Regions from separate parts of the Mus musculus genome. Here region 1 is linked to region 2. Evidence: chromatin loops called from intact Hi-C (ENCODE). Cell type or tissue: left cerebral cortex. All regions are shown on one strand. Each heading gives the region's core, and the rest is flanking DNA. Links, peaks and the distances in the headings are about the cores only. Region 1 has its middle 62 kb from the start of Gm34499. Region 2 holds the start of Gm15217 (predicted gene 15217).

The links. A loop is a pair of places that touch in the nucleus more often than their neighbours do. Peaks named below come from ENCODE experiments on the same cell type or tissue, not always from the same donor. Only the 100,000 strongest peaks of a DNase experiment are listed, where the experiment ranks them.
Region 1: a loop joins it to region 2, with 2.6 times the contacts of the local background. A loop is called at or near these places in 1 of 42 quality-filtered maps.

Annotation. Positions count from the first base shown.
Region 1 is chr14:46,155,498-46,163,558 of GRCm38, forward strand. No RefSeq gene overlaps it. Among named protein-coding and RNA genes, the nearest start is that of Gm34499, 62 kb to the right of the region's middle. In left cerebral cortex, for the core only: no CTCF peak of the experiment used is centred there; DNase peaks (open chromatin) are centred at 3,429, 4,082 and 4,489.
Region 2 is chr14:46,376,565-46,384,625 of GRCm38, forward strand. Gm15217 (predicted gene 15217) reads left to right here and starts at 2,960. Exons shown (of 4, transcript NR_037981.1): 1 at 2,960-3,077; 2 at 3,715-3,822; 3 at 6,513-6,653; 4 at 6,736-7,044. Bmp4 (bone morphogenetic protein 4) reads right to left here. Exons shown (of 4, transcript NM_007554.3): 4 at 6,961-8,061. The coding sequence ends at 7,295. In left cerebral cortex, for the core only: a CTCF peak has its summit at 4,029 (motif pointing left); DNase peaks (open chromatin) are centred at 4,094 and 5,110.

The DNA.
Region 1 (8,061 bases), core at 1,685-6,684, 220 kb before region 2:
GCATTTGTGTGTAGCATGACAATAAACATAGTTCTGAGCACATTCAATTTTTTGATTATTTATGAGATGACTGGCCACTACCTTGTATATCTTAATTATCTTCAACAGTTTACAGTAAGTGAGTAACTTTTAGAGGTTTAGGATTTCATAACTTTATCCCTGTTAAGTTTGAGCCTTAAAATTTATAATGTTTGCATTGGAGATTCTTTGGCCATACATACAGTTGATAGAAAGACTAGGAACCTCATTTCTCCAATCTCTTTATAGCATACTTTTACAAAATATCACAGTTTATTTATATGACTCAGTTTCTACAAATAGCTAAGCATACCAAACATATGCTTACCAAAGACATACACGGTTAGACATATGTATGTAGGCCAGTTTCTGTTAGCCTGAATAGACATTATAACCTTGTTAGCCTGAATAGACATTAAAACCTTAGGAATTTATAAACCTTAATCATCAAGCATATGGTTAGCCTGAATAGACACTATAACCTTGGGAGTTTATAAATCTTAATCATCAAGTCTATGTTGTTGGAAAGTCTGATTTTCCATACACCTATTTGTGGTTTCATACTCATCTGTTATGTTTTACTTTTAGGACAACAGTCATCACACAGTATCTATTCTTATCCAAAGTGTTTTAAAGGCCTGTTGTAACCTCCTTAGTCTAGGGAAAGCAAAATAAAAAAAGAAAACAACATCTTGAGTTTCTGCTGTTACCTCCATAGTCAAACAAACAAACAAAACAAACAAAAACTATTTTTCTAACCAAGAGTTGAATACAAGTTACATATATATCCAAGTAACATCCTGTAGCAAATTAAGATCACCTATACAAAGAGTGTCTAACTTTCAATCCTTTTCTAAGTTTTAAGCTAACATTTTCTTTTTGGGATTTTACAGATTTAAAATAAAATAAAATAGAATAAAATAATAAAAGAATTCCTCTCCCACAGGTCTTATAAATCCTGAAATAAAGAAACTTTACATTTCAGCAAAATTTTCAAAAATATTGATAACCTTGAATGAAGGAACATTTTAGCAAACAAAAACAAGAAAATGAGGGAAGGATATTAAAAAATTTAAACATCTATGATTATATTTAGCTATTTTAGTTTTATACATAAAATTTTCTTGATTAAAAATTTTATGTATTGTGAAATAAACAATAGTAACTTCTACTGGAAATAGTTTACCTCTTAGTTTTTCTTTTTTAAAAAATTATTTTCTTTATTTACATTTCAAATGTTATCCCCTTCCCTGGTTTCCTCTCCAAAAACCTCCTCCTCCCTCCCCCTCTCCCTGCTCACCAACCCATCCACTCCCACTTCCTGGCCCTGGAATCCCCCTACACTGGGGCATAGAGCCTTCACAGGACCAAGGGCTTCTCCTCCCTCTGATGACCGACAAGGCCATCCTCTGCTACATACACAGCTGGAGCCATGAGTCCCTCCACATGTACTCTTTGGTTTAGTCCCTGGGAGCTCTGGAGGTACTGGTTGGTTCATATTGTTGTTCCTCCTATGGGGCTACAAACCCCTTCAGCTCCTTGGGTCCTTTCTCTAGCTCCTCGATTGGGGACCCTGTGCTCAGTCCAGTGGTTGGCTGAGAGCATCCTCCTCTGTATTTGTCAGACACCGGTAGAGGCTCTTAGCTGTTCTTAAGCATGTAGTGTCGTTTTCCTAGTCTGTTCTGGTGTTTTCCCTTTTATGGAACTAGGGGACCAGCAGGACCCAGGATAGTGTCTTTGGAGGAAACTTTTAGACAAAACTGGCAGGCCAAATCTCATCTCCATAGTCAGCTTTTCAATTAGCATATAAATCACATGACAATTTTCCAATACTATCCATACCCAAAAGACATTTGGATCTCCTTAAGATTAAGCCCAGTGATCAGAGGGAAGGACAAGAGTGGAGAGCAAAAAAGGCTTAGAGATAAGATATTTCAGAATATTGCTTGTGCAGTGGCAGATGTTGTCTGAATTCATGAGAAATTAGAAATTGAATTGCCATTTTCTGGCCATTGAGTCTAATGGTTGCGCTTGTTTTGTGGCTAAGTCATATTGCAGTAAGAAATTAGATGGCTTAATGGTTTCCCTAAGTCAAAGAAGTTAAAGAGATTGAAGAAGGCAGGCCAGAGGAGTCAAGGAGTCTGATTCTGAATGGGAAAAGCTCATGATTTGGTTAGAGGGAGGAGGAAGACTTCCCTTGAAGAAAGAGCAGTAATAAGGAATTTCGAGTAGCAGAGTCAAGAGGAGGTAGGAGAGATTTGAGAAAGTTTCCTTCAAATCCAGGTATTAGGGGATATCAAAAGAAGTTTCACCAGAAGGAGTGTTTTGGTGGGAAGAAAGAGAGACACATAGAAAGCAACACAGTAAGGAGTAAGGGTTGTAGGACAGAGTCTAAATCCAAGGGAATCTTCAGGGAATGGAGACTTTTCAAAATGATGCTTAGTATCTCAATGAACAGGCATCCTTCTCCCATTGATGGGGTGCCCAAAGGGTGTGAGGAGGCTGCCTAACCTACCAGCATGACTTTGATGAATGAGCAGAGAGAGGCAGAGAAGGTAGCTCCATAAGCACACTTACCCATGTCTGTGAGGACAGATAGGTGAGTTGAGAAGGTAGACGAGAAAAGCAGTTGAAGAGATGGACTCTAAATTTGGAGTCAAATATGGTAAGTGGAAGAAGTCAAAAGAGACAAATGATCTGTACCCAGGAGGACAAAGTCAGCAGTTTGGTTCTGTTATAGTAAGGATGGGGGTTTAGAGGGTCTAAGCATCCCTCTTGGGTTTCAGCAACAAATGTCAGTAGTCAAGGTGCAGTAAACCCACTAACCTAGATCACCCTATGGGTAGAAAGACAATTGATTGGAGGACACAAACTACCAGGTTGCACCTGGCAGAAAAGCCAGTTTTATTGGGATGGTAGTGGTGGGACAAGGCTTGGGAACCAGGGAAGCCTGGGGGTTAGTTAGCCTTTGAGCTCATGCAGGCTGTTTGGCTTAATCAGGACCTAGATGCCCTTTGCATGAGGTAGTTGTCTACTGGGGGCAGATAGAGGAAGTGGTGGCTTTCCTAAACTGAAACCTTGCCTCATGAGATTCATGAGAAATGTTTAGGTTTTTGTTTACATAATAGTAACCCTTTTGTTTACTCAGTCAGGGTCAGTCCTTCCTACTCTGGCCCCCGGTCATCATTTAAGACATTTTAAAATATTGCCATTTAGGGGGGGGGCTGACTTTGATATCTTGCTTTGAACAAGAAGCTCTCACATTCTGTTGGATACGAACCTCTTTCCTATTTATAAAGGAATGTTCCATTCCTTTCTCTAGAACAGCTCTGAAAGCCCTTGTCCTCGTGTGTCCTTGGCTCTGAGATTCTGCTTTAAAGCAAAATGTACTAAAGCCAGTGTTCTCTCTGCTGCAGCCTCCCAAATTGGATCTTATTAGCTAGAACAGCAGGGCTCTGCTTCTTCCATGATAAATGGTGCTCATAATATGACCTTGATTACTGCAAGATCAGGAAGTATCTCATGAATCATTGTAGACTAATTGATTCAATATGATTTTTTTTCCATTGAGGGTATTTGCATTATTCCAAACCTTTGAAGTTGGTAGCCTAGGGGAGCCCCTTGAGGGAAAGGCTCTGGAGCTGTTCATCAGAGTCTTGTGAGGTACACTCACAATGCTTGGAGAAGCAAGAGCTCAAGAAATACAGAAAAACAGGAGAAGTGAGGGCAAAGTATTTGTTGGGACCAGATTTTACCCCACCCCCAAGCTATTTCACATTGTTTAAAAAACAAAAAAAAAATGTAGTTCTTACAATCATGCCTTATCCTAAGAGATTCCATCCTATGAGCAGCTTTTGATTGACATTTTAAGGACAGAAGATGACTGTGCAGTGGGTGGGCACATGACTGACCACGTCTTTCTGTACACCCTATGTGACACATACTAATAATGACATTATTTCTGGAAGTAAAGAGAGGGATGCCTTTTAATTTTCAAGGTGAACTGTGACTGCGGCCACACATGCATATTAAAATCCTATCAGGCAAACCAGGCCCAAGAACTTATGGACATAACAGACCAAGAAAATTGTGCAATTCCCTTACCTGGACCCCACAAAGAGGTGGACATCTTGCCTTGTGATGGGGGTTTGCCCCCAAACCCATGTCTGATTATTCAGTTTGTACATCAAACCATGAGCAGAGCTCAGCTCTAAATGTCCAATGTAATTGTGAATCTACAATTGCTCATAGATTCTTCCCTTTACATTTCAGTATTCATTCTGATATTTTAGGAACATATTTTATAAAATAGGATGAGACTGTTAGTAACTAGTTAAATGGGAACCAACATCTGATGAGTCACAGCAAAAAAAGGGGTCTAGAGCGGTAGTTCCCAACCTGAATGCTTTCTTTAAAATAGCTCCTCATGCAATCTCGCATGGCCAAGAAGCACTTAAAGAAATGTTCAAAATTTTTAGTCATCACAGAAATGCAAATCAAAACAACTCTGAGGTTCCAGCTTATACTGGTTAGAATGGCTAAGATAAAAAACTCAAGAGATAGCTTATGCTGTCAAAAATATGGAGCAAGGGGAATACTCCTCCATTGCCAGTGGGAGTCTAAACTTGCAAAAATACTTCAGAAATCAAGTTAGCTGTTTCTCAGAAAACAGGGAATTGATCTACCTCAAGAGCTAGATATATCATTCCTGTGTATATACCCAAAAGATGCTCTACCATCCCACAAAAATACATGTTCAACTGTGTTCATAGCAGCTTTATTCATAGTAACCAGAAAGAGGAAACAACCTAGATGTCCCTCAATTGAATAATGGATAAAGAAAATGTGGTACATCTACACAATAGAATACTACTCAGCTATTAAAAACAAAGATATAATGAATCTTTCAGCAAATGGATGGATCTTGAGAATATTGTCCTGAGTGAGGTAACTCAGTTCCCAAAGGATATGCATGTATGTACTCACTTATAAGTGGATATTAGCCAGAAAATACAGGATACCCATGCTATTCTCCACAGACCCAAAGAAGCTAAAAAAGAAGGAAGGCACAGATGAGGATGCTTGAATCTCACTTAGAAGAGGGAATAACATAGTCATGTGAGGCAGGTGAAGGGAAGGAACTGGGTAGAAGTGGGGATGGTGATGGGAAGGGGGGATTCAGGATCAGGTATAGGGAGGGACAAGAGAGATGAATGGAAATCTGCAACTGATGGGGATGGGGAGGTAGAAAGTATCTCCAGGACAAGGCAGGGGCCTGTGATAAGGGGGTGCCCAAGAATCAATGGGGGCAACCTTATCTGTAATTCAAAGCACTGGGGATATGGAACATGAAGAGGCTACTCTAGTCAGGCAGAAACCCCAGTGGAGCAATAGGAATGCCAACCCACCCACAAAACTTTTGACCCAAAATTTATCCTGTCTACAAGAAACGAAGGCACAGGGGATAGAGCAGGGACTGAGGGAATAGCCAACCAATAACTGGCCCAACTTGAGATCCATCCCATGGGTAAGGCCAACCAATAACTGACCCAACTTGAGATCTATCTCATGGGTAAGCACCGATCCCTGACACTATTAAGGATACTCTGTTATGCTTGCAGACAGGAGTCCAGCAAGGCTGCCCTCTGAGATGTCCCATCCAGCAGTTGACTCAGACAGATACAAACACCTACTGCCAAACAGTGGATGGAGCCTGAGGACTTTTTATGGAAGAACAGGGGAAAGATTGTGTCCCCAAATGGGATAGGAACTCCACAAGAAGACCAACAGAGTCAACTAACCTGTACCCTTGGGGGTCTCAGAGTCTGAACCACCAGCTAAAAACATTCACTGACTGGAGGCCTTCCCACACATATGTAGCAGATGTATAGCTTGACCTTCTTGTGGGTCCTGAACAACTGGAGGGGGCCTATCCCAACGGCTTTTGCCTGCACGTGGGATATGTTCTTCTTGCTGAGCTGCCTTGTTTGGCCTCAGTGGGAGAGGATGTACCTAATCTCACAGAGACTTGATGTGCCAGGGTAGACAGATACCTTGGGGAAGAGGATGAAGGAGGGGGAAGAATTGGGGGAGGGGAGGGACAGTGAGCAGGATGTAACGTGAATAAGTAAAAAAAAAAGTTCCTCATGCTTCTTCATAACTATAATTTTGTTACTGTTATGAATTGTAGTATAGATATAAATATCTGATATTTGGAATTTTTGGCATACGATCCCTATGAAAGGGTCACAGGACCCAAAAGTTTGAGAACCACTGATCAAGAAGTTTTTTTGTTTTTTATGAATTCTTCATTTTCTTGTTATTTTGGTGTACACCATTTGAAACACACATGCTCTCCTTTTTATATTTAGGCAGAACAAAGTCCTTTTCAGTATCATGAAATTAATCATGACTCATGTGTATAAGTGTGGGGGTGTGGGGATGTGTGTGTGTGTGTGAGAGAGAGAGAGAGAGAGAAAGAGAGAGAGAAAGAGAGAGAGGAGTCAAAAAAGGAAGGGAGGGAGGGAAGGAAGGAAGGAAGGAAGGAAGGAAGGAAGGAAGGAAGGAAGGAAGACAGAAAAGAGGTATACTTGTGCAGGTGTGTGTACCGTGCACACAGCTGAAGAGTTCTGAGGAGGACCCCAGGACTCCTGCTCTCTTTTTCACCCTGACCCTTTGAGAAAGGCTCTCTTACTGAACTCGGTGTTAGGCTGTCCAAATTTGGACCACAAAGCCATCTCTTCAACCTTTCTTGTTTTGTTTTTGAACACAGGGTTTTGCTATGATGCTCAGGCTGACATCAGTCCCATCAGCTTCCTCCCTCAGCCCCTCAAATGCTGAGACTACATATGTGTGCCACCATAGTTATGTTGAGTCTTGAAATGGGAAATTCTGCCAATCTAAAACCCTCAGCCCTTGAACATCAGTCTTGCTGAGGTTAATGGCAAAATGCAGACAGCTTAAGAGAAGAGAAAGCAATGAAGGCTGAGAAGAAATGGCTCACCTTCATACCTAACGCATTACTTCACTCTCACGCTAGCAATAGCCATAAGCAGGTGTTTTTCTAACTCCACCCTCAGCAATGCCAGATCCCCATTGTCTGTCTTGGTGGAACACAGCTGGGCTGGGCACTCTTCTCATGGGCTGTGCCTCACCTGTAACCCTCTCTGTTGAATGATGCTCTCTGGATTATGAATCCCCTGCAACCCAGGCTCTCTAGATTTCTATGAACTATCAGATGTTTTATTTTCATACCCTCTTTTGGATCTAAAACTTGCGTATTTCTCAGCCTAAGTTTATTGTCGCATACTTCATGTGAATTTTTATTTTAAGCCTCATACATCAACCTTAACATGGTGTTCTTGGAGAAATTATAAAATGACTGCTTTAAGTTTTTTTTTCTTTTATTGAATTAGGACATATATTACAACATCTGTTTCATAGTTACTATAATAAATAATGTTTCAGTTCTCAAGACTGAGTTATAAAAATAATTGATTTTGACATTAGCCCATCTATTTAATATGCTCTATAAAATTTTTGAAAAATTCCACGTAACACGATTGCCTGACAAAAGACCAGTCTGCTGCAGGATAAAGAGCTTGGAGTTCTCTCTGCAGAGTTCTTTAGAAACAACTACTAAAGGACTAAAAAGGTACCAGCTGTCCCTCCCCATGTTTGTTTATCTGCCCAGTGGAGCTGATGGTAAATGTCTGGTGTTTGTTTCTATGGTTATAAACTGTCCCACCCTTCTGGACATTTACATTGAATCAGCCAGCCAGCTAGTTCCGGAAAAAAAAAAAAAAGCATCTGGGAGTAATTAAAATAAGAGCTATAAATTTTTTTTGCCATTGTACCATTTTTTTTTTTCTGTCAGACTTTAACAAAATTCAACAAATCTGAAACAAGCTGAACATATCTGAAAATATGAAAATAAACTAGCAAATAAGGAACTTATTAGTAATTGATTCTAGCTATTAAAGCTGTGTGAATAAGGTGTTCCCATCACCACCATGCCCCAACACACACCAACAGTTGTGTTTA
Region 2 (8,061 bases), core at 1,141-6,140:
ACTCCTTCCCATGCAAAGTGGCCAATGTAGGAAACAGCTCTTTCCTCATCCTGATCTATTTGAGTTATGTGGGGGGGGGGGGAGGAGAGCGAAGAGGGAAGAGGGTCGCTGGTGGAGTTTGGTGTATGGTTTCCCCAGTTCTCTCCTGCAAGTCTATGTAGACTTGCCAAAATAAACAATGTTAGCAAAACTGACCTCTTGGCAACTAGATGCTAAATTCTACAGCTCTTGCAACCTGAAAAGCATGTTGGCCTCAAGATAGTGAGCAAAAGAGCCTGGGGTCTCAGGGTTTCGGGGTTTAGGGGAACAGGAAGTTTGATGAAGCTCACCACACCGCTAGTTTTTGGGAAAAAAAAAATGAAAAGTGCCTTCCCTTGCCAACAGCCCCACTCCCTGGGGATGAAGATGAAGGGAATGCTCCCCTTTGCAAACAAGTCTGGGCTTAGGGTATGAGAAGGACTTTAAAGAAGAGAGCTTACCTTCTGAAGGTAAATGAGCTCTTCTATGGTATCATTGAACAAATGACTTTGCCCTGCTAGAAACAGCCTCTTGGTGGCCTCAAAACCTCAAAGTCACTTGAGATTAGCTTGCTTCTTTGAGGGTCAGGCTTCATAAAGAAGGAGTCCCCCTGGGAAAACATCTTTTGTCTGCCCCTATGAAGGCACACAAAAGAAACTTGTGAAAGCTATTCAGCAACTGGACATTGGTGTCTGACCCTAACCAATCGGAATGTGAAGGTTGACAGTGTCCAAGGTCAATCTGAGCCTAATAACCCACCTGTCTGAATAAGTAGCAGTTCGGTAATACTGCATTTCTGTAAATATGGCTCCCTTTCTCACAAGGCTCATTGTCCAAGAAGACAAGTATAAGAAGTCAAGACAGGAACATGAGGGTGAAGATGGAGTCTGTGACTACTGAGGGCTTGAGACCCACCCCCCTTAGTATGTTTCTTTCTCTCAGGTTGGTCACAGTGGACTTTGTCCAGAGAAAGCACATTTTGAAAATCAAATTATATGGATTCTAATTCTCCAATGAAATATGCCTACAAACAACTCATGTAGGATGCCCACTTTTCAGGATGCTTAAAACACACAAAAGAACGTTCTGCTTATTACCGGTTGCTTATGACCAGACCCACAGTGCACAAGCTAAGCCTTGAGGGCCAGCAGGAACTTTACTAAGGTTTGACAATGGTGTCTCAAGTCCTAGTAGAATCTTGAGGATGCTTTAAAAATGTCAAGGGTTAGAAACTTAAACTCTACACTCAGCCTCCTACTCACTCCTACTCTGCTCAAAGGAGCAGAGATTATCCACATTGACACAGGTGCCAACTGCACAGATAGGGTTTAAATATGTCAAGGTTATAACCCTGATCAGAAATTAAGAAAAAAAAAAACTGTACAAAAAACAAACAACAACAAAAACCCAGTACACCAAAACCATGTGGATATACAGACAAAAACACCAAAAAGCCTAAATAATTGCTTTAAGATGATGTGGCTTTAAATAAACTTGCTTTTTCATAAAATTTTCTTAAATATTATTTTAAGTAAGGACTAGATATGAAAAAAAAATAGAAAGAGAGATTTGCAACTCTATGACCGGGTTGAAAGATTGCACACTGACCAATGACCAAGCTTCCTTCAGTCTGAGCTTTCTGGGGGTGAACACTTGGGACTTCATAACTTTCACTGACAAATGAAAGGGCATTCATTATAAGGCAGCCTTCAGAAGGAGGTGTGGCTTTCTATTTCTGGATTCTAGCGAAATTCAAGGGTACTAGGTATAACACTGACCATACCTGTTGTTAGTCCTTTAAAAGGGCATTAATGATTTCCATGTAACAACTGATATAATACTGAAATAAGTAGGCTTGGAAAGTCTCTCTCCATCCTCTCCTCTCCGTCCTCCTCTCCGTCCTCCTTTCTCTCTCTGACTCTTCTTTCACCCTCTCTCTGTTTTTTCTCTGTCTTGCTCTTTCTCCCTATGTCTGTTCTCTGTGTCTCTGTGTGTCTGTCTCTGTATCTCTCTGTCTGTCTCTGTCTCTGTCTCTCTCCTGGCCCTTCCTTCAGGCCTTTATCTTGAAACAAACTGCTTTGAAACCCCAGTGAGAAGGATTAAGTGATTAAATCAACATGACATTTGAGTTGAACACAGTCCATGCTCTCTACTGAAATTGGGAAGCCATGAGCAGCCATGCTGGTTGCTGCTATCTTAAGCGGAGAGAAATAATTCCAGGAGAAAGCAATCAAGTCCAGCAATTTAGGAAGGATGGCTTCCATCCTTTAGAAAAACTGTGTGTTGGCCAAAGTATTGGTTAATAAAAAGGGGTGGGGGTGGGGATAAATACACTAAAGTTATAATACAAATATGCCCCTGCTGTTGCTAAGGTACCATGACTTAGGAAGTCAGAAGTTTGGGACAGAGACACTTCATTGTTTTAAATATTGTAGGTAGAAATCAAGTTATGTAAACTTAAGAGAGATCATGATTTCTTTGAGAAAGGGCAAGACTCACCAAAAGCTAGACTGGAGAGACTGTCCTTAGTGACACCTCAGCAAATCACTCTCCCATCTTGTCACCCTTCCTCACTGAACATGTTGTTGTTTAGATTTAAAAAGTGAACGTTTCTGGATTTTTCTAACCTCACATTTTCTGAGCACTTTGATCTGAGCAGCATATTGCACCACATTTTGGATTTGCAGTCAACGTTTTTCAGGAGCTATTCCGAAGGAAGAAAAAGCACAGGTAACTGGAAACTTCCGATCGTGAGGGCAGTGTTGAACCAACAGCGAACGGCTGACAGGAGATTAACTCCTTTTTTTTCAAGAACTGATTAAACATTACACACCTTGAACTTCTGACTTCTTAGTGTTCTGTCCTTGTGTGTTGTGCTGCTGTGATGTCACATTCAAGCCACTCAAACATCTTTTCTAAAACCGGACACTTTTCCCCCTCTGCTGAGTGGGGAACTCTTGCTTACTGTGTTACGGGATCCTCCCACTCGGCGGACGTGGGCCCTTCCTGGAGTTTATGTCTAGTTGTAGCTTTCCTAACCGTGCTCCTTGGATCACAAGGTAAGCCTCATCCTGTACCCTCCGGGAAGTACCAATGGTCTTCTGATGCTGGCATAATGCTGCCTCGTTCCTGTTGCTCTGGCTTGCTTTCATTCTCAGAGAGACTGTGTGTGGAGTGTAAAATTTGTGCTGGGTGAAGGCAGAGGCATCATTACGAAAACAACGCTGATTATTTGCCCACGTAGGCCTCATGGTGAGCTTTCTTCTTTCCTGAGTTCACCTGTGGAGAAGAAAGCTGGGTGGTGCTGTGGCTTCTAGATCGGGTCAAGTAGGGTGCTGGTATTGCTCATTATAGCATGTCTTCTGTGTGCTCTTACCCACCCGAGGCCCCCACCTGTTCCCTTTCTCCTGCTCTCATTGGGAAGAGTACAGCCAGGCTCTCAGGAAGCTCAGCCAGGAACTTAAGTTCTGTTTGCCCTAAGAAGCTGAGGCCTGCTGCATAGGGTCCCCAGTCAGTAGGTTTGTTCCCAAGGTCATGCGGGTCTGCTTTAAGTCACTGTAGCATGTTGAACCACTGTGAGTCAATGCCAAAAGCTCACTCTCTAATCCCCGCTTTCTGCCCCCACTGAGACCCCTTAAAGATCTCGAAACCTTCTCACCCCTCCACACATTGAGCCTTGCCTTCTCCCCTTCTCAGGACCCCAGTCTCCGCTCCTCTACGCAGCCGAGCGACCCCATTTCATGTTAAATACACCAAGCAATAGCCCTAAGGACCAGCATGCTCTAATCAGAACCGCCTGTCTCCGTAAGCTTCACCTAGCCTGGTCCGCCGCCATGGGTGGATGAGCCAGAGGCGCGGTGGGCTGGAGTTGGGGGACCTGAAACCACAGTTGGGGGCAGGGGTGGTGCCACCAGGTGCAGGCTCTCGCGGGGCGGGGCTGGGTGGGGCGGGAAGGACGCCCCCTGGTGCCCCCGCGGCTGCCGGCCTGCAGCGGGAGCGGGAGGGAAGCCGGATCTTGAAGTCTGTCCAAAGCCTGGGGTGACGAGTGGGGTCTGCCAGCTCCGCGGCTGCGCGGGGCCCTCGCAGTGTGGCGCTGGCCTGCGGCAAGAAGGGCGGTGGAATGAAGCACCGTCAAGACTGAAAACAAAGTCAGCAGGTCACCTGGCAGGTTCTGAGCGAATTACGCAATGAAAGCCCCCACACAAACTTTTTTTTTTTCCACTTTTTCTTATTTTTTTTGGTCTTAAGTTCCAAGGAAGCCGGTTGCAGTTTAAGGGTGGGCTGGGATCGAGTCAGCAGCTCTTCTAATGTGGTTAAGACTTTGCTAAACTCCTCCTCGAGGGCGATTCTCCCCTCCTCTTCTCTAAGTAATGGAATCATTGTGGGGGTGGGGGAGACTATAAAAGGAGAGATGCCAAGCTAAGTGCAAGCGTTCATAAGGTTCTGGGGCCCAGTCTAAGGCAAAACCTAACTTAGGTAATCTCCTCACATTCAAGTTCATCTTCCCCTAGGCCTCCTCACTGTGCTTCAACAAGCACCCGTCCAAAGGGTTAAAGCCGATCATGGCGCCTTGTTTTCCACGCTGACATTTGTGGCACTTGGACTATTTTGTTAACTAGGTATATGCAATTCACAGAATTTCACGGTAAATTCCCCAGACCAAATATTTGGCTGAACAAATAAACAACATTATCCATTCCTGAAAATAAGCCAGTGAAAGAAGGTTGGGGGTGGGGGAGTGCTTGCTAGAAAAAACCGACCTGAGCTGACAAGCCATCAAGCTAGGACCTTCAGTTTAAGTGCTGGTGATCTGGGGCTCTCTTTAGAGAACACAGGCTTCTCAGAGATTTGCTGAAGACCAGGCAGAGCAAAATGAGGTCTCCCAAAGGAGAATCCACGATGGGCTGTCCCCAAATGCTTGATTCAGGCGCCATACCTTGACTATAAGGGACAGCGACCTGTGGGGCTGGAGCAATGGGAAAGAGGCCTCTTTTGCAAGGAGTTTGGAGGAGCTGTGGAGTCTTGCTGCCTTGGCCCAGGGCTCTGATCTCCTCTCTCCACCTGCGCTCTCCAGGGAGCCGAGGCTTTGGCAAGCACCCCACTTCTATTTTTATTGGTTTCCACTAAGCTGCTCCTTTTGCAGGGCTGTAGGACTTCAGTAATTAAAAACAAAAACGAGTCCTGCTTCATCCATCAGACTTCCAAAAGCATATGCAATGCTGCTGTAGAAGAATGCAGGGTGATACAGAGAGAAAGTTAAGCTACTCACCCATGCCTGGGCCTTGAGTCTGACACACCTCCCAAACAAGACTACCTTCACCTTCAGAGAGAGATGCTGATCCAGAGGAATGCCCTTCTCCTGGCCCTTTCTGCAGGAGCAGAATCCCCACTATTTCTACCCTAAACCCAGCTGACCCTTCCAGAGCAGGGAGACACTTAAGAAGTGGGCCTGAGCTGGGAGGACTTAATTTAGCTGCTGGTAATGAGAAAAGTCAAAGGCATCTCCTACAAACACATCCTTTCAGAAAGCTCTTCCTGTCCTTAACTAAAGGGATCTCCCACCTCTAAGCCCACTGATGTCTTCTTTCCACCTTTTCTTCCTTTTGTTTCTTTCTCTGATTTTTTTTAAGACCTTAGTCTCATTTGTCCCAGGCTAGTTGAAACTTGCTATATAACTGAGCATGACCTTGAACTTGAGTTCCTTTAGCCTCTACTAGAGAGTCAGGAGCCCCAGTGTGTGTCTCCTCTCCCACTACACCCTGACTCAAGCAGGGAATCACACCCAAGGTTTCCTGCCCTCCCAGCAAGCCTCTGCCAACTGAACCACATCTCCAGCTAAGAGCATTCTCTGCACTGCGCCACCAAGTTAGTCTTTCTCCTTGAAGAGCCCCTGCTGCAAATTTCAGTTCCACAGGAAAGATCATATTCTGTCTGATCCTGGAGAATGGTGGAGGTGCTATCAGAGAAACAAAAGACAAGAGATCCATGACTCAGTAAATGCCAAGAAATATCAAAACACTTTCACAGAGCCTGCTTAAACACTGACCCTTCAGTAGCTCATCCTATTGCCAACTCCTTTTCCCTAACACAGTCCTGGGATGCTCAAAGAAAGCCTTCATGTGAGGAATAAAGGATAAAGGTTAACAGTCCCTTAACAATGGAGACTCCTACCACACGTTATATGTACAGAGTAGTCACTAAACTTTTTCAAGGTAGGGCCTACTGTTTGTTTTATTGGATAAAATCCAGCACAAAAAACAAATGAAAAAACAAAACAAAACAACAACAACAACAAAAGAAAGAAAGAAAGAGAGCTAGCTTTAATCCCAGCACATGAGAGGCAGAAGTAGGCAGATCTCTGTGAGTTTGAGGCCAGCCTGGGCTACATACTGAGCTCTAAGACAGCCAAGGCTACATAGTGGGACCCTGTCTGGGAGGGGGCGCAGAAACAGTAAAAACAAAGCCCTGCTTGAAAGGACACTGTGTATGTACAGGTTGGATTTGGTTCAAGAAGAGAAAGATGCCTGCCAGGACTGAAGACACTCTGGGGTATCATGAAGCCAAAGGTGGGAATGAGTCTCCTAGAGTCGAGATCTCTTCCTCCACAGGGCTGAGGCGCTGCCACTCCACAACAGGTGAGCAGAGCTAAGATGAGCCCGGAAGTCCCAAACCAAATTCTTTCACCTGATCTACTCCTTTCATCCACTGTTTCTGCAGGGCACGTGTCCTCCAGATGGCAGAGGGTGCTGCTTCCTTGTTAACATTAAATAAGAATGGAGACCAATCCATCCTGGCCATTGCCATCTCTCTGCCATCACTGGCTCCTGCCCCCACAGCTGATAACACCTCCAGTTGCCACCTCTGACTTTCAGTCTACCCACAGCCCCATCTCGACATTCAAGAGTATGGAAGAGGAAATAAGATAGAAAGGTCTTAGTTTATCTTTAAAATAATGACTCATTTTATTTTCTTTTAATATGTAGTTATAAATATATTTGTCAAAATATATGATCAATATGGTCAAAACATTTGCACGTAAAGTCATAAATAAGGTCAAGGTGAGTTGTTTAGGGTTTTTTTTTTTCTTTTCTGTCTTTCATTTTTTTTCTTTCTTTCTTTCTTTTTTTTTTTTTTTTTTTAAGATAAAAGTCCAGCTATAGGGAAGCAGTTTGTGTGGTATGTGTAGGTGGTTGAATGGGAACGTGTGTGTGTGTGTGTGTGTGTGTGTGTGTGTGTGTGTGTGTGTGTGTGTGTCCGCCCTCTGGACTGCCTGATCTCAGCGGCATCCACACCCCTCTACCACCATCTCCTGATAATTTTTCAACACCACCTTGTCATACTCATCCAGGTACAACATGGAAATGGCACTCAGTTCAGTGGGGACACAACAGGCCTTAGGGATACTAGAATTAACAGAGTTGACTAGGGTCTGCACAATGGCATGGTTGGTTGAGTTGAGGTGATCAGCCAGTGGAAAGGGACAGTCCCCGTGGCAGTAGAAGGCCTGGTAGCCGGGTGGGGCCACAATCCAATCATTCCAGCCCACGTCACTGAAGTCCACGTATAGTGAATGGCGACGGCAGTTCTTATTCTTCTTCCTGGACCGCTGTGGGTGATGCTTGGGACTACGTTTGGCCCTTCTGCGGGTCAAGGTATGGCCCCGGCCATCATGGCCAAAAGTGACCAGGAGGGGCCGGAGTTGGGCCCAATCTCCACTCCCTTGAGGTAACGATCGGCTGATTCTGACGTGCTGGCCCTGGTGGGTCCGTGTCTGGTGGAGGTGAGTCACCTCAATGGCCAGCCCATAATTGGGTTGCTTTTCCCGGGTCCAGCGAAGGACTGCAGGGCTCACATCGAAAGTTTCCCACCGTGTCACATTGTGATGGACTAGTCTGGTGTCCAGTAGTCGTGTGATGAGGTGTCCAGGAACCATTTCTGCTGGGGGCTTCATAACCTCATAAATGTTTATACGGTGGAAGCCCTGTTCCCAGTCAGGGCCCTGGTCCACCTGCTCCCGAAAGAGCCGGAGCTCTGCCGAGGAGA